2 separate regions of the Homo sapiens genome follow, and region 1 is linked to region 2. The links are chromatin loops, found by intact Hi-C in ENCODE. Cell type or tissue: prostate gland. All regions are shown on one strand.

Evidence for each region. A loop is a pair of places that touch in the nucleus more often than their neighbours do. Peaks named below come from ENCODE experiments on the same cell type or tissue, not always from the same donor. Only the 100,000 strongest peaks of a DNase experiment are listed, where the experiment ranks them.
Region 1: a loop joins it to region 2, with 3 times the contacts of the local background. A loop is called at or near these places in 18 of 110 quality-filtered maps.

What each region holds. Positions count from the first base shown.
Region 1 is chr9:73,079,202-73,087,201 of GRCh38, reverse strand. No RefSeq gene overlaps it. Among named protein-coding and RNA genes, the nearest start is that of ANXA1, 69 kb to the left of the region's middle. In prostate gland, a CTCF peak has its summit at 4,989 (motif pointing right); a DNase peak (open chromatin) is centred at 5,001.
Region 2 is chr9:72,267,394-72,275,393 of GRCh38, reverse strand. It overlaps the pseudogene LOC100289320. Among named protein-coding and RNA genes, the nearest start is that of LINC01504, 34 kb to the left of the region's middle. In prostate gland, a CTCF peak has its summit at 3,317 (motif pointing right); a DNase peak (open chromatin) is centred at 3,303.

The sequences.
Region 1 (8,000 bases), 810 kb before region 2:
CAAAAGGGGGAAAGATGTCTAATCTTTTTATTTTCAATTGGAAAATATGAAAATTTTCCATCAAAGAAAGTGGTACCTCAAGGAGAAAATATAAAGTCAGAAATCCAAATTAATGCATTTCTAAAAAATTCTATATTATCTACATTAATTTTACAAGTTGTATAAATTATTCAACAGAATATTTCACAAAGAAAGCATTTGTGTTTTAGAATCTGTTTCATATTTACAGTATAATATTGACCGAAAAATGAAATGCAAAATGTTTTAAAATTACCAAGATCCAATCAACAATGGAGGCCCACTAATATGTCTGACCTTTTGAAAGTGTAACCAAAATTACTTAGCCAGGAATGAAAGATTTCACTATGGCAGACTGATAAGAATGTTGGCTTCCCAATCTTACAGATCTGCTCCTTATGACCCCATATACATCCCATCCCGCCTATGCTCCAAAACATCATCACAAAGATTCTTTCTGTGCCTAGCAAATTTGGCACAAGTTGAGACAAAGAAAAAAAATAAATTTTTTTACTTTTATTTTTATTCCTTTTGCCTATTACATGAAAAATAGTCAATGGGCAAACAGAGACTATCAATAACAAAAGAAAACAAATATAAAACAAAAACAATGAACCACCACATCAAAGCAGAATTATCCAGACTGAATGGACATGATCTTAAAGGACTGCTAAAGGAATGTCTATGGTTGATTGAAATTTGATTTTAATTTTCCTAATTGTCAAATACCTAAAAATTATAATGCCACAGGAATTAAAACCCATGTAAACTGAATCCAAATTATGCATCTGAAAACCAGTTCCATCACTTCCTAATTATGTAACTTCAAATGAGTTTTATCCTTTTGTGTCACAATATTCTCATTCTAAAATGAGGGTAAAAGAAACCTACATTACAGGGTTGTTTTATAATAATATATAGAAAGATCTTAGGAAAGTACCTGGTTGAGACTGCATACCAGTGCATACATTTTAGCTATTTTATTTTTTAAGCATAAACTTAGAACTGTATTGAAAACATTCTAAGAATTGTCAAATGTTGGCTTTTAATATGTTTTCAGAGTTTAGAAATAGATATATTCATGCCCTTTTAATTTCTTTCTTAATGAATAAACATATTTCTTATATCTCTAATTATAATTTTATTAAAAACTCATGCATTACTTTAAACTTATATTTTTGTAAAAATAAATACATTTCATAAACTTCAGAAAATGGAGAAAAAATATGATCATCTTATATGCTAATGAAGATAGTGGGAGAGAGAAAAGCCATGTTCTCTTGCAGGGTCTGACAGGAGCTAGTTTTCCTGGCACAGTATTCCCTCTTTTTAGGGGGTGTCACTAGCTAACGAGAGTGCTGCCCATCTCTTTAGGTTGAGTGTAGGAATATGTAAAGAAAAGCCAAGTAGAACTTCTAGAAATAGAAAAGTATTGTCTCTAGTCATACAAATTAATTGAGTGGATTAAATAGCAGGTTACACAATAAGTAGAGTGAGAGTACTTGGAGGTAGAGCCGAAGAAGCTATTCAGATTACAGAGACATAGAGGGATACGATCTACAAAAGAGAAGTTAATAAAAATACAGAATAGAATAGAATAAAATAACAGAATGATAAAATTGGAGTGTCCAAGAAATATCCAAGAAAAAAGAGTAGATGAAGGACCTTATAAGAAGATATAATGGCTCAAAAATTGCCAAAATTTATGAAAAATATAAATCTTTAGATCCAAACGTGAGCCAAATCTAAAACAATATTAAAATATATGTATTGAAAGATAAATTATAGTGCTTCATATAGATCATAAATATATAAATTCATCTATGTATACCACTAAATTACATATCATACATTGCATTTCGCAGATTGTATCTTATATAAAAACGAGATCAGAATCAAACTACAGTACTTCAAAGATAATATCTCTCTGAAAAAAAAAGATTACCCAAAAGAACATGGTACAATTGTCATAAATAAAGACACGCTAAAGGTACCTCAGGAAAATGAAAACTGAATGAGTACCCAGAAAAATCTCACTAACATACCTTCTCAAGGATAAACCACAGGAAAAAAAAAAAAAATCCAACCCCAAAGGAGACACTGAGATTCAAGAGGTAACGTCAGCCAAAGCAATTAGTAAATCTATGGGTAAATTTAAGTAAGCATTGAATATGAATTAATAAATAAAGTTGAAGAATCATAATGGAATTAAAATACTGGATAATATTGACTTACAGTCAGGAGGCATCTGATCGGAGTTAGTATGCTTGGGTTTTTGTTTAATTCATGTATACATTTTAAGTTACATACGTTAATTTAAGTTCAGGGAACAAAAAATTCAGTATATTATTTCCAAACCAATAAAGAAAATATATAGTATTACAATAGTCATTAATTTAAAAGAAAGGGGAAGGGGAAGAATGAACAAACATCAACAAAGCGGGACAAATACAAAATAAAATGATTTAAATAAGTCTAAATATGTCAGTAATGAAAAGAAATTAAATAGACATGTTCATTCCTCTTGTATTTGAGAGTAGAGAAAAACATGTAAAATGTTATATTACCAATGGCATTGTTAAATACTATACACTTTGGAAGAAAGCAGTTAGTAATTTGACAAAGCAATTTGACAACCATTCTGATAGTTTATTTGATAGAAAACCCTAAAACACAGAGAAAGCCATAAATACAATGCATTATTTAAAATGCTGAAAGACGAAAGAAGGAAGGAAGGAAGGAAGGGAGGAAATGAGGGAGGGAAAGCAAAGAAGGAAAGAAGGGAGAAAGAGAGAGGGTGGGAAGGGGAGAAGAGGAAAAATTTAATGCTCAATGATATAGGTGGATGTTAAGATAAATTATATGATCATTTGCTGGATAATGTTGCAAGCATTTGATGCCTACAGAGATCATGTAACAATATGCCAAACTGTAATCAAATAATAAAACTAATTCATGCATACTATAATTACTATATATATGCATAGAAAAAATATATGCATAGTAAGAAATATTTTTAACTATCAAAGCATTCATTTAGTGTCATATAATTGTGGGTGACTTTTTCATATTCCTTTCAAGTTTTCTACAATGTAATTTAAATTTAGACTTAAATAAAAAGGAAAGAGGATTCTTGTTTCAAAAATCACTCCATTATGCTATACCTCAGAATATTTCTGAAGATACATGTTATAAGCTAGATGGTCTTAGCCTTTTTGGATTTGCTGAAGTCTACACCAAATCTAATATTGTGGATTTCCTTAGGTTGTCATTTGTGATATGTATATACTTACTCATATTTTTACTGCCACACTACATTCTCCTTTGTTTCTATCCTGGAGAAACTAAAGCATACAAAATCCAGGTGTGCCACCTCTTCCAAATTTTCTGGACTAAACTCTTAATATTGCTACATCTAGTGTTAGGACATTGGGCAGAAAATACTTCACCTTTTTGTGTGTGTTTTTTGTTTTTTTGTTTGCTTATCTGTGAATGGAGGTTGGCTAGATGACCTCTGATACCTCTTGTTCTAGTTACCCATAATTCTTGCTTCTTTCATTTTAAAATGGAAAGAAGCAGAATCCCAGCCAGTATAATTGCTGAATTATACCCAAATCTAATTTTAAGGCTGGCAAAATTACAGTAAAGATAATAGAGCTGAAAGAAATTTTAGAGACGGTATAGCCCACTCCTTTCTGAAGAAAACTAAGCCCTTGGGAGGAGTGCTCAGATTTTACCTAGAAAGTTAGTTATGAAATGGAGTGACATGTTTTTGCCCTGCGTCTCCACCCAAATCTCATCTTGAATTATAATCCCCACATGTTGAGGGAGGGACCTGGTGGGAGGTGATTATATCATGGGAGCAGTTTCCCCCTGCTCTTCTTGTGATAGTAAGGGAGTTCTCACAAGATCTGGTGAGATGGTTTAAAAGAGGCACTTTCCCCTGATCTCTCTCTCTCTCTCCTGCCACCTTGTGAAGAAGGTACTTGCTTCTCCTTTGCCTTATACCATGATTGTAAGTTTCCTGAGGCCTCTCTAACCATGTGGAACTGTGGGTCAATTAAACCTCTTTTCTTTAAAAATTACCCAGTCTCAGGTAGTATCTTTATAGCACTGTGAAAACAGACTAATACACTGAGAATGGAAAAAATCAAGATTCTGTATCCTCTATCTAGTGAATGAAATGACACCTACAAAGTGCTTAGCAGAGTAGCTAGCTCATAGTCATGGCAATAATGTTTTTTTCTTCTACTGTACTCTACACAATTAATTTTCTAGTATATATTAAGACATAGAAGGAAATATGTAAACCCTCTATTATGCACTCTGAAGCTACAGAGATGAATGAAAACATGAACTTTGTCCTCAGAAGAGTAATTATAATGGAAAACTTTTATTGTGCATTGCACGAAAGGTGCTCTGCTGAAGTTTGCATACATCACATATCATTTAATTCTCAAAGCATTCCTATCCAACATGTATTATTAGCATTGCTTTTTTATCAAGTGAGCAAATAAGGACTTAGGGAGGTTATACAGCCTCATAGCTAGTTAGTGGAAGAATTATGATTCAATGGATTCTGGCCTTGAGAATATTAAATATTAATATTAAGTATTAATATTTAACAGGTAAGATAATGGATTATGAATTTAATATCCATAAATCATCATTTGCGGTGAAGACATATGACCTGAAATAGACTTGATTTTTTCTCATCTCCAACCTTTCCACGTGCCATAAAAGCAGTTGTTCTAGGGAGTTGTTTTAGAGTTGTGTATGAGAATTACATTGAGAAAGCTGGAGTATTTATACCAGAGAAAGGGAAACAAACAAAAATGAATAGAAAATCAACAGAAAATAAAAGAATAGGAAAAGAAGAAAAATAAATGAAAGTTTTGAGAGAAGGCATCAGAGGATTTTGAGTTTGGGTTTCTTATAATTTGGGGCACTATAAACCCTTTCCCAGTAGGTGGTGCTAGAGTATATCAGCTCCAAAATCCAGAAAGGCTGGCTTGGTCCCTTTCCTCTCCACATACAGAAACAAAACAAAGCAAAACCCCTCACAACCAATCAAATACCAGAAGTTGAGCATTGACTGACTTTTTGTAGTGATGCCAACTTTAGAAAAAATTATGCTTTCCTCTGTATTACACAAAAAAAGAGACTATTTGAAATGCACTCCCCTTGTGAGGAAATACTGTAATGCCAGCAAGAGTTGAAACCTTTTATTCAGTATTTTTCCTCTGAGAATTTGTCCTTCATTCTCGAAAGATGTTTTCCATAGCCACTTAGTACAAAGTAAAAGGAGTTTCAGAGATTCCCAGTTCCACATAATAAACGCAATATAAAAAGAGGTTTGCAAATGCTCACCTCCCCAACAATTTTTTCATAATGAAAGAAAACATGAGAATAATAAAATGTCAGTATAATATGATTTAAGAATACACTGAAGGAAAATCCTTTAATTTCTCAGCCAAATAATACAGAGTTATGTATACCCAGGAAACTAAGACCTGATGGAACTACCAGAGACTTTTCCTTTCTCAGCCTGGGCTAGTCCCCAAAAAAACACATTTATTAAAGTGTATTCTCTTCCTGGCCCATGGATACACTGAGATAGACTTTCTTGTATGTTGAGAAATGATCACTTGTCATTTTCATTCCAACATCTTTAGTTTAATCATAAATGTGTCATTGAAGACATGTATAAAATGTAGGTATAGCTCGGCCGAGCGCGGTGGCTCACGCCTGTAATCCCAGCACTTTGGGAGGCCGAGGCCGGCAGATCACGAGGTCGGGAAATCGAGACCATCCTGTTAACACGGTGAAACCCTGCCTCTACTAAAAATACAAAAAAAAAAAAAAAAAATTAGCCGGGCGTGGTGGCACACGCCTGTAGTCCCAGCTACTCTGGAGGCTGAGGCGGGAGAATGCCGTGAACCCAGGAGGCGGAGCTTGCAGTGAGCCGAGATCGCACCACTGCATCCAGCCTGGGCGACAGAGTGAGACTCCGTCTCAAAAAAAAAAGAAAAGAAAAGAAAAAAAAGAAAAGAAAAAGAAAGTAGGTATAGTTCTATTGGTTTCTTATCAAAAGCAACATTCCTCTGCCTATTATTCCCAGCGGTATCTTGCCATTTCCATCTTATCTTCCCATGAGAGTCAAGAAATGATTTTATTTCTTTAATGTGCTAAAGAATACAGCTAGTGCAAAGGGCTTGGAAAGATTGCAAGAGAATAAGAAGCATCTGCATATACAGAAGGAGATAATTTTTAAGTAAATGAGTGATGACATTTGTAATTTAAGTTTTCTCCTTCAGCTTTAGTTTTCAGGAATAAAACACTGTGCGTGTAAGATTATAAAGGCCAGACCGCCGATGGAGGTTTGGGGCACTCCTTCAACCACTCACAAATTGGACAGTATGTTTTGATGGAGCGTGCCGTCCTTTATCAGGTATTTCAGGTTATGAGGAGAGGCTACAAGCTGTGAATCAACATAGCTAATCGAGACAGAATTTGTGTTTTGTGCTTCATGGATCTTTTTTACATTCATGTCCACTTAAAGAAGGCAGCCAGCTCCTTCATTCTTTTAACCTCACAGGAGGTTTGTGCTGTAGGACAGAAAGGCTAATTATCCAGCAGATGATCTGCCTTCCTGGCACTCCTTGAGGGAATTATGCCAGATAGGGGAAAGGGAGACATGTGCCTTGTGGAAAAGAGAAGGTGGGAGGGGAGGCATGCCCCAGAAGTCCAGGATGGGAAGAGAGATCTGCAGACTCCCAGGGAACCTACAGCTTTCTCCTTCACAGCATTGCAGGAGGTGAGCGGAGTTTTGGGTTAGGTGGGAGGGGTGTGGCTGCCTAGTATGCCTGAGGGGCTGGAGTTTAGGCTGAGTTTCACAGCCTTTGCAAAGTTTACTGGGCTTCCAGATGGCACTAAAACCCAAGGTTCTCAGATTTCAGTAGCCCTTGTAAGTTTAGACAAGGCATCTCAGTGGTAACCGGATGAGTAAAAGACCCCCAAATGCTTTGGTTTTCATAAGATGGGTGTGAGTGAGAGAGCACCAAAATAAATTCAGATTGAATTATCACGGGATTTGAGCTCAAAAAAAGATCTAAGCTTACTTTAAATAAATACATTTGATTTCTCAGATTTTTTTACTAAGACTTATATTTATTTTAGTTCGAGTTTAGTTTCTCATTCTGAGATTTTCCCCTAAAAATGTAACTAACTGTCCCTGCCAACAAAGGCAAATAACATTTTTGTCCCAAAGAAAATACAAAATGCAAAAAGTGGGGAGAATTGTATAAGAATACCTTTTTAAAATACTGTTCTTTTCTGGGTAAACATAATACTTGATAAAAACTCAAGGAACTATCATTATTATGTAACAGGCAAATTTTTGCAATATAAGAATTAGGGAGGGGTGTGTAGATTTTAACATCCTTGTACCTGCAAGTGTGCATGGCAACAAAAGAATAATGTTTGGGTTTTTATGATGTGAATCAAGAGAGAGCCTCATGGCTGAATTATCCAGTGACATAGAGAAGTTATTGTTCACAACCTTTTATGTTAGGGTAACAAGGAGATGACAGCCAAGACCTAACTAAGGTCATACCACAATTCCTTTGGTTCAGTGTTCTAGCCACACCTTGCTGTACCTCAGTTCTTCAACAAACAAGGTGTGTGCCACCTTGTGGTTAGAAATTCTCAGCAGATAATTGTTCTTTTATTCTAGCTTATCTAGAGCTAAGTTCAGGACAGACAAGTATTTCAGACATCTCCATTTTAAAGCAAAGTCAGGTTTTTCCCTTGAGATTTTGCTGCTCCCGGCATTATGCTGTGGATCCTACCAGAGCTCTAGTCTCAAGCTTTGTTTCCTGTCCCAAGAGCTCATGACCCCTCACATTAGCAGATCCAGTACTCACTCACTCCTCTGGATTGCCTTCTTATTTTATATTTATTTATTTATTTATTTTTGTGAA
Region 2 (8,000 bases):
ACCTGCACCCAGATTTCCTATCATGAGCATTAGAACACATATCTCTCCTGCTTCAGCCTTGCCAGTAAGAACAAGAACTCTCCTCTGCAGATAGCCCCTGCCTCACTCCTTCCCATTCTTGTGCTTCCTTCTTCATATACCAGTGATGAATTTCCCATGACTTGGGGAGAAAAATCCAACTGGAAGTGGAAGGAGATAGTAGTGGTGGTGGTGGAGGGGGTGGTGCGGGGTAGAGGAAGAGTTAGTGATGAATCATGAATACTTAGGTAATATAATGGGACAGGCTTGGGCAGGAAGAAACACTGGGGCAGGACAGTTCATGTGAAGAAAAAAAATGTTGTTCTGGGAGATGCAGGTCAGAGCAGGGCCGTTAAGTCAAAACCACCGGCACTGTAGAGATGAATATTGTAACCAGCTTTTATTTTAATTCAGGCTGTCCCCACATCCAACCCCCCTTTTTTAATTTGCAAGAATCCTCCACCTTGTGTGGTGTCCGTGGGATGTGGTACCTCAACTCTTACCAAAGAATATCAGGATGAAGTCTTCCTCCTTCACGCCCATCATGGAGGTGGGAGCACATGACCCAAGCTGGTTAATCCAATGCCCAGGGACCAGAGTTGAAGGGCAGTTAGCATCTTTCACCGTGTACCACATGGTTATGGTACCCAGCGATAGAAGAGGCATTCAGTACTGGCACGTCCTCTGGAAGTGGAGAGCTGATTTTGGATAGCCCTGGTCAGTTGCTGTTACTTGCATCAAACAGTCCTGATTACATCATGACCTCTCTTTGATCCAGAAGCTGTAAATTTCTACATGCCTTCAGGCAAACTCAGCTCTGTCTTCAAATAAAATAGAGGCAAATCAGATAGCTTTTTTCCCCTTAAAGACAAATTCCTTCCAAGGATTATCAATATATTTATTAATCTCTTCTCTTTATGGGCAGAAAAAAAGTCCCCATGAATTTAAAATGTGAAAATATATTTATTGACTTAAAGATATAATAATTTTAGGGAAGCAAAATAGTTGTGTTCAATTATTTTCACAGCAAGATGCCTGTAAAATGTATATAATTGGATTGATTGGCACTGTTAATGACTCTTCAGATATGTACAAATCTAGTCATACGCTCTAAAATTTGCAGAGACAAATCAATTTAATATGCTTTATTCACTTTCTAAGTTTAACATTGGGATATATTGTGATTGAATAAAACATTCAGATGTGCTCTAATTTACATTTTGCCCACAAAATAATTCCCAATTCTGCTTCATTCATACCATTGTTTAGTATTGTGGTTGTGTTCATCATTTCTTAGCAAGGAGAACATAAGTTTCATCTATTACCAGCTGAATGATTTGACTCAAAAGGCAATTAAAAATCACACTCTTGGGAGGCCAAGGCAGGTAGATCATGAGGTCAGGAGATCGAGACCATCCTGGCTAACACAGTGAAACCCCATCTCTACTACTGAAACTACACACACACACACACACACACACACACACACACACACACACACACACAGAGAATTAGCCGGGCATGGTGGCATGTGCCTGTATTCCCAGCTATTCGGGAGACTGAGGCAGGAAAATTGCTTGAACCCCGGAGGCGGAGGTTGCAGCAAGCCAAGATCACGCCACTGCACTCCAGCCTGGGCGACAGAGCGAGACTCCATCTCAAAAAAAAAAAAAAAATCACATTCAACCTAGACAGTGTTACCAGTTGAGCCACAGGTCAAGCCCAGGTTTAATGTAAAAGAGGACCACACTGGGAGTAGGCATGAAAACTGAGAGTCATGGTCCATTGGACACCATCTTTGAATGACTCACTTGGCCGCCTGCTTTTTATTTTCTCTATAAAATGGATTAACTATTGCCTGACTGTCAATCACTATCACTTTCAAGATATCTTCACTTAATAACAGGTTGTTATGAGGATTAAATAAAGCTTGGGAAAATTCTAGTGACTGCTCCCTATGGATGAACAGAGATAGACTTAAACTTGAAATGATACAAATCTAGTGAGCATAGAAAAATTCTGGATCCGAAGACTTCAGTGGGTTAAAAGGATGGACTTACTTTAGGAACATGCAATTCAATAGAGGTAGAAGAAAACTCCAACAGTTGGATCTATAAATACTAATGAAAAAATTGATGAGTAGATGAATGACTTAAGAGACCAATGTGGAAAAGAATGAAAGGTTTAAGTAGATAATAAAACAGTGAGATATGAAGAACTAAAAATACTTCATCCAGATTTTTTTAAATGCTTCAGTGGGACATAGTAGTTTTCTTCAAATATGTGAAGACTTTCATAAGCAGACATGGTAGACTTGCTCTTGAAAGGCGTATCAGCGGGTTAGAGGTGAAAGTCTGCAAGAACAATTCTGGCTACTCAAGAGATTTTCCAACTTGGCAAGAATGGAAAGAACCTTGGGACATAGTCTTGAGCTGCCCATCACTCTCAGGGCTTAAACGAGATTGAATATTCATTGCTGAAAATGTCAAAAAAGGGATTCAAAGATCAGTCAGCTGGCCAAGCAAGGTGATCTTTAGAGTGCCCTTCCAAACCTGAGATTCTAGATTTCCAAGCCTTGACTCTTAACATCTGTCATGGAACCATTATAGCACCATCTGCCCAATTTCCCCGCTGATGATTTCACCTGACTATGTAATCCTGGAAGAGGGGTGATGCCCATTAACTTGTAGTTGGTTTATATAAGCTAGAGCAAGCTGTGTGGTTTGAATCATGTATGTGTCCATAGGAATCTAAAATAATTGGCCAACTGTAAGCAGTGTTGTTGAATTTCATATTTGGTGAATATGTAAAATGCTTTGAATTACATTGAAACTTCCTAAGTTAACTTTAATATGTTCATGGACATTCATTATTTTCTCGTATTTCCACAAGTTAGAGATAGCTTTCCAATGGACAAATCTTTGCCTTTTATCTTAAGGAGCTGAGGTGATTCAAGCAAGCCATTTGGAAGTTCATAATTTTGTGGTTTTTTCCTTGTAAAATTGTCTTCACGAAGGAATTAAGTAAGCAATATTTGTTTTCATTGAGAATATAATTTTATTTACAACTGATCTATTGTAGAATTTGGGTTCAACCTAGGAAATTATTTTCCTCACATAAGAAAAAATACATCCAGTTTCTTGCTAGAAAAATAATCACTACTTGTTTTGTACATTTAAAATCATGAATTTCTATTCTACTGGTTGTCAAAATAAAGTTAATTTAACTTATTTTTTCCTCTGCCCTTGGCCCTTTTGGAGGGAGACTGGTCATTCCACAGTCGTTCATTCAAGCTTTGGCCACTAGGTGGAGTACTAGTTAAACATTGGCTGGCCTGCTTGCAATCTCACCTTGCACTTGAAAAACGCCAATTTTTTAGTCTTGTTATCAAAAGACCAATTTCATTCACTTTAAAATAATTGTATTTATTCTAGCATTTGTCTCACATGGAAGCATATATATTTTTTATCTGGTAAATAATTTTTTATGTTGTCCTGTAAGAAAATAAGCCACTTAATAAAATGAGTTCCTCATCAAGGGAGCTGTGCAAGCGGAGGCCAGACAACCACTTGGCAGACAAGTTAGAAACAGAATGACGTTTTCACTGTAAATATTTTCGTGTGTAGTATTTTCTGAAAACAAGGACATTCTCTTACATAACCAGAGTGCGATGACCAATACCGTTATCTTACCCAGGGGGTAGCAAGTTTTGGCCTGAAACTCAGTCAAATCCAGCCCACCATCTATTTTTGCAGGGCGCCCTAGGTAAGAATGCTTTTAGATAGTTAAGCTCTTTCTTTCCTTCCTTCTTTCCTTTCTTTCTTTCTTTCCTTTTTTTCTTTTCTTTTTCTTTCTCTCTTTCTCTTTCTTTTCTCTCTCCTTCCTTCCTTCTTTCTTTTCTTTCTTCTTGCTCTGTTGCCCAGACTGCAGTGCAGTGGCACGATGTCGGCTCACTGCAACCTCCGCCTCCTGGGTTCAAACGATTCTCATGCCTCAGCCTCCTGAGTAGCTGAGATTACAGGCGTGTGACACCATGCCCAGCTAATTTTTGTAGAGATGGGGTTTCATCACGTTGGCCAGGCTGGTCTCGAACTCCTGACCTCAAGTGATCCAGCGGCCTCGGCCTCCCAAAGTGCTGGAATGACAGGCATGAGCCACCGCACCCAGCCAGTTAAGCACTATTTAACACATGAAAGTTATATGATATTCACGTTTCAATGTTCATACACTAGATTTATCAGAACTCAGCATGCTCATTTGTTCACACGTCTGTGCCTGCTTTTGTGCTGCACATGCAGAATTTACTGCTTGTGACAGAGACCTGCCAAGGTTCTCTCACCGTTTGGTCTACAGAGCCTAAAATAGTTACTCTCTGGCCCTTTACAAAGAAAGCTTGCAGATCCCTGATCTAATCAACAAACATTATTCAAATCTTTCCAATTGTCCCACTAATGTCCTTTATTTGGCCTGGAATCCAACCTAATTATTTAACTTCTGTGGACCTTGGTTTCTCTCTTTGTGCGATTAAAATAGTAATAGATCTTTCCCATTTAATTTTTGTGAAAATTTTATGAGTTGATCCAATAAATCTCTTGGAACAATGTTTGGCCTATAGAATAACCACCACATTAAGTGTTGGCAATTGTTACTACTTCAATCTTAGTTTTACTTTTCATTTTTAAAAATTCATATATTTGGCCAGGCGCAGTGGCTCATGCCTGTAATCCAGCACTTTCAGAGACTGAGGCAGGAGGATCACTTGAGCCCAGGAATGTGAGACCAGCCTGGGCAACATAGCAAGACCCCATTTCTACAGAAAAAGCAAAAAATAATTATCTGGGCATGGTGACACATGTCTGCAATCCCAGCTACTCAGGAGGCTGAGGTGGGAGGATCGCTTGAGCATAGGAGGTTGAGGCCGCAGTGAGCCATGATTGCACCACTGCATTCTAGCCTGGGCAACAGAGTGAGACCCTGCCTCAAAAAATAAATAAAATAATATATGTATTTTTAAAATTAAGCAATACATACATTCAGTACAAAAGTTAAATGGTACACATACAAAAGAGAATGCTGCGAAATGTAAGTTTCCCTGCTACTCTCTCCAAAGGCTACTGCTTTGGGAAATTTTAAATAACTACGTAGTACTACATGGTATTTTTAAAAAACTTTTTATTTTTTTTTGAGACGGAGTTTCACTCTTCTTGCCCAGTCTGGAGTGCAATGGCAGGATCTTAGCTCACCGCAACCTCCGCCTCCTGGGTTCAAGTGATTCTCCTGCCTCAGCCTCCTGAGTAGCTGGGATTAAAGGCATGTGCCACCACACCTGGCTAATTTTGTATTTTTAGTAGAGTTTCTCCATGTTGGTCAGGCTGGTCTAGAACTCCCGATTTCTGGTAATCTGCCCACCTCGGCCTCCCAAAGTGCTGGGATTATAGGCGTGAGCCACTGCACCCTGCCAAAAATCTTTTTAAAATTAATTATTATTATTGTTATTTTTTTTCAAGATAGAGTCTCCCTCTGTTACCCAGGCTGGAGTGCAGTGGCATGATCTTGGCTGACTGAAAACTCCACCTCCTAGGTTCAAGCGATTCTCCTACCTCAGCTTCCCAAGTAGCTGGGATTATAGGCATGTGACACCACACCCAACTAATTTTTGTGTTTTTAGTCGAGACGGGGTTTCAGCATACTGGCCAGACTGGTCTTGAACTCCTGGCCTCAAGTGATCCGCCCACCTTGGCCTCCCAAAGTGCTGGGATTACAGGCATGAGCCACTGTGCCCAGCCACTGCATGGTATTTAACCAGTGCCTTGTTGGTGTACTTTTAGGTCACTCCCAATTTTTTGCTATTATAGTTACGAAAATATTCTTGTGTTTGTGTATAGACTAAATTCCTCAGTGTGATATGGAAGTACTGGGAAGGAAAGAGCATGATGCCTTTAAATGATATGAAAGCAAGGAAAGGAAGTGCTGGGTAGAGGAGGGCATGGTCCCTGTCTAGGACTCCACCCCCACAGACCTAGATGAGGACAGGCATTTCCTGCCCAAATGTTGCATTTCCCAAGACCACCCTGGCCTGCCACACCCCCATCCTGTGTCTATAAAAACCCGAGACCCTAGCAAGACAGACATACAAGCTGCTGGATGTTGAGCACATAGATGGAGGAACGCATGGGTGGCTGGATGTCAAGAGGAATGTACCAACAGTCACCAACAGAACAATGAGGAGTTTTGCTGGGGCAGTCAGAGGAGAGCCCAGGCTGCTGAGCAGTCCGACTCCAGGGGAAAACCTTCCCACTATATCCCCTTCTGACTTCCCCCAAGTTACCTCCACTCAGTAAAACCTTGCACTCATTCTCCAAGCCCAGGTGTGATCTGATTCCTCCAGTACACCAAGGCAAGAAACCAGGATACAGAAAGCTTTCTGTGCTTGTGACAAAGTAGAGTTTAACTAAGCTGGTTAACACAAGCCACCTACAGACGGTGAAATTAAAAGAGCAAAGCTAAAAGGGCACCCTGTAACACACGCCACTGGGGCTTCTTAGGAGTCGTAAACATTCACCCCTAGACACTGCAGTGGGGTTGCAGCCCCACAGCCTGCCATTCTGTATGCTCCTCTAGAGGTTTGAGCAGCAGGGCACTGAAGAAGCAAGCCACATCCCCATAACATGCCTTACGAGGGGGACAAGGGAACTTTTCCCATTTCTACTGGGGGCTTGTGAAGGACATGAATATCTTTATTTTTGAGAGTTGTTACCAAATTTCCCGTTTCAGAGATTGTTCCAATTTACAGTCTCACTGGCAGCATATGAGGGAATATGTTTCTTCCAATTATGAGATTATCATTTTAGGAGTTTAACAAACTGATGGCTGAAAATTGGTAGTTCCCTTTTTAATTTAAAAATCTCTTATTATTAGTGGAAATGAACATCATTATCTATTAAGAATCAGTTGTATTTCCTCTTCCGTGAACACTCTATTCATATTCTTTGACCAATTTTTAAAAACATTGGACATTTTCTTATGAGTTACAGATATTAGACATTTACAAAATTACGGCTGGGTGCGGTGGCTCACGCCTGTAATCCCAGCACTTTGGGAGGCCAAGGTGGGCGGATCACGAGGTCAGGAGTTCGAGATCAGCCTGACCAACATGGTGAAATCCCGTCTCTGCTAAAAATACAAAAATTAGCCAGGCGTGGTGGTGCTCTCCTGTAATCCCAGCTACTCAGGAGGCTGAGGCAGGAGAATCGCTTGAACCTGGGAGGCAGAGGTTGCAGTGAGACAAGATCATGCCACTGCACTCCAGCGTAAGTGAGAGCGAGACTCTGTCTCAAAAAAAAAAAAGAAAAAAAATTACTCTGTGATATGAACTGTATTTTTAGCCCAAATTGTCAATTGTTTTTCAATTTTGTTTATGGTGATTTTTAAATCATTTGAACTTTACTGTAAAGATACAGAATGATAATATGATACTTTATGGAAAGTTCCAAATTAGCATAAAAATCTCAGCTGGTGAAATGTCTTGACTTACTGGGGGGCAGTGGAGTGGCATGCAAAGAACCTGGGCTTTGGGCGTGGCTAAGCTTGGGTTGAATCTTCTGCTTACTAGTGGTGTAGCCTTTCTGAACCTGTTTCCTGATCTGTGCAACAGGGAACAAAGATGGCAGAATATGCCACTCTAAAACATGTCTCTCTGGCATAGGGATTAGTTTGAGCGGAAAGCACTTGAAAAGTAGCAAATGCAAGGAGAAGCTTTCTTTGAACTCCTCTTATTTGCCTAAAGATAGAAACTCCAAAAGGAACTCAGTTGTCATCAATCCCCTCCCCAGGAGTTTGATCAACCAGGGAAGATCAACTTTGATCACAAAATAGGAGACAAGAAGTCAGCACCGCACTCAGACAAACTTTGTCATGAACTATTAATGGGGTTCTGGACACAGTACCCCAAAATATGTTACCTTGGTGATATGGTTTGGCTG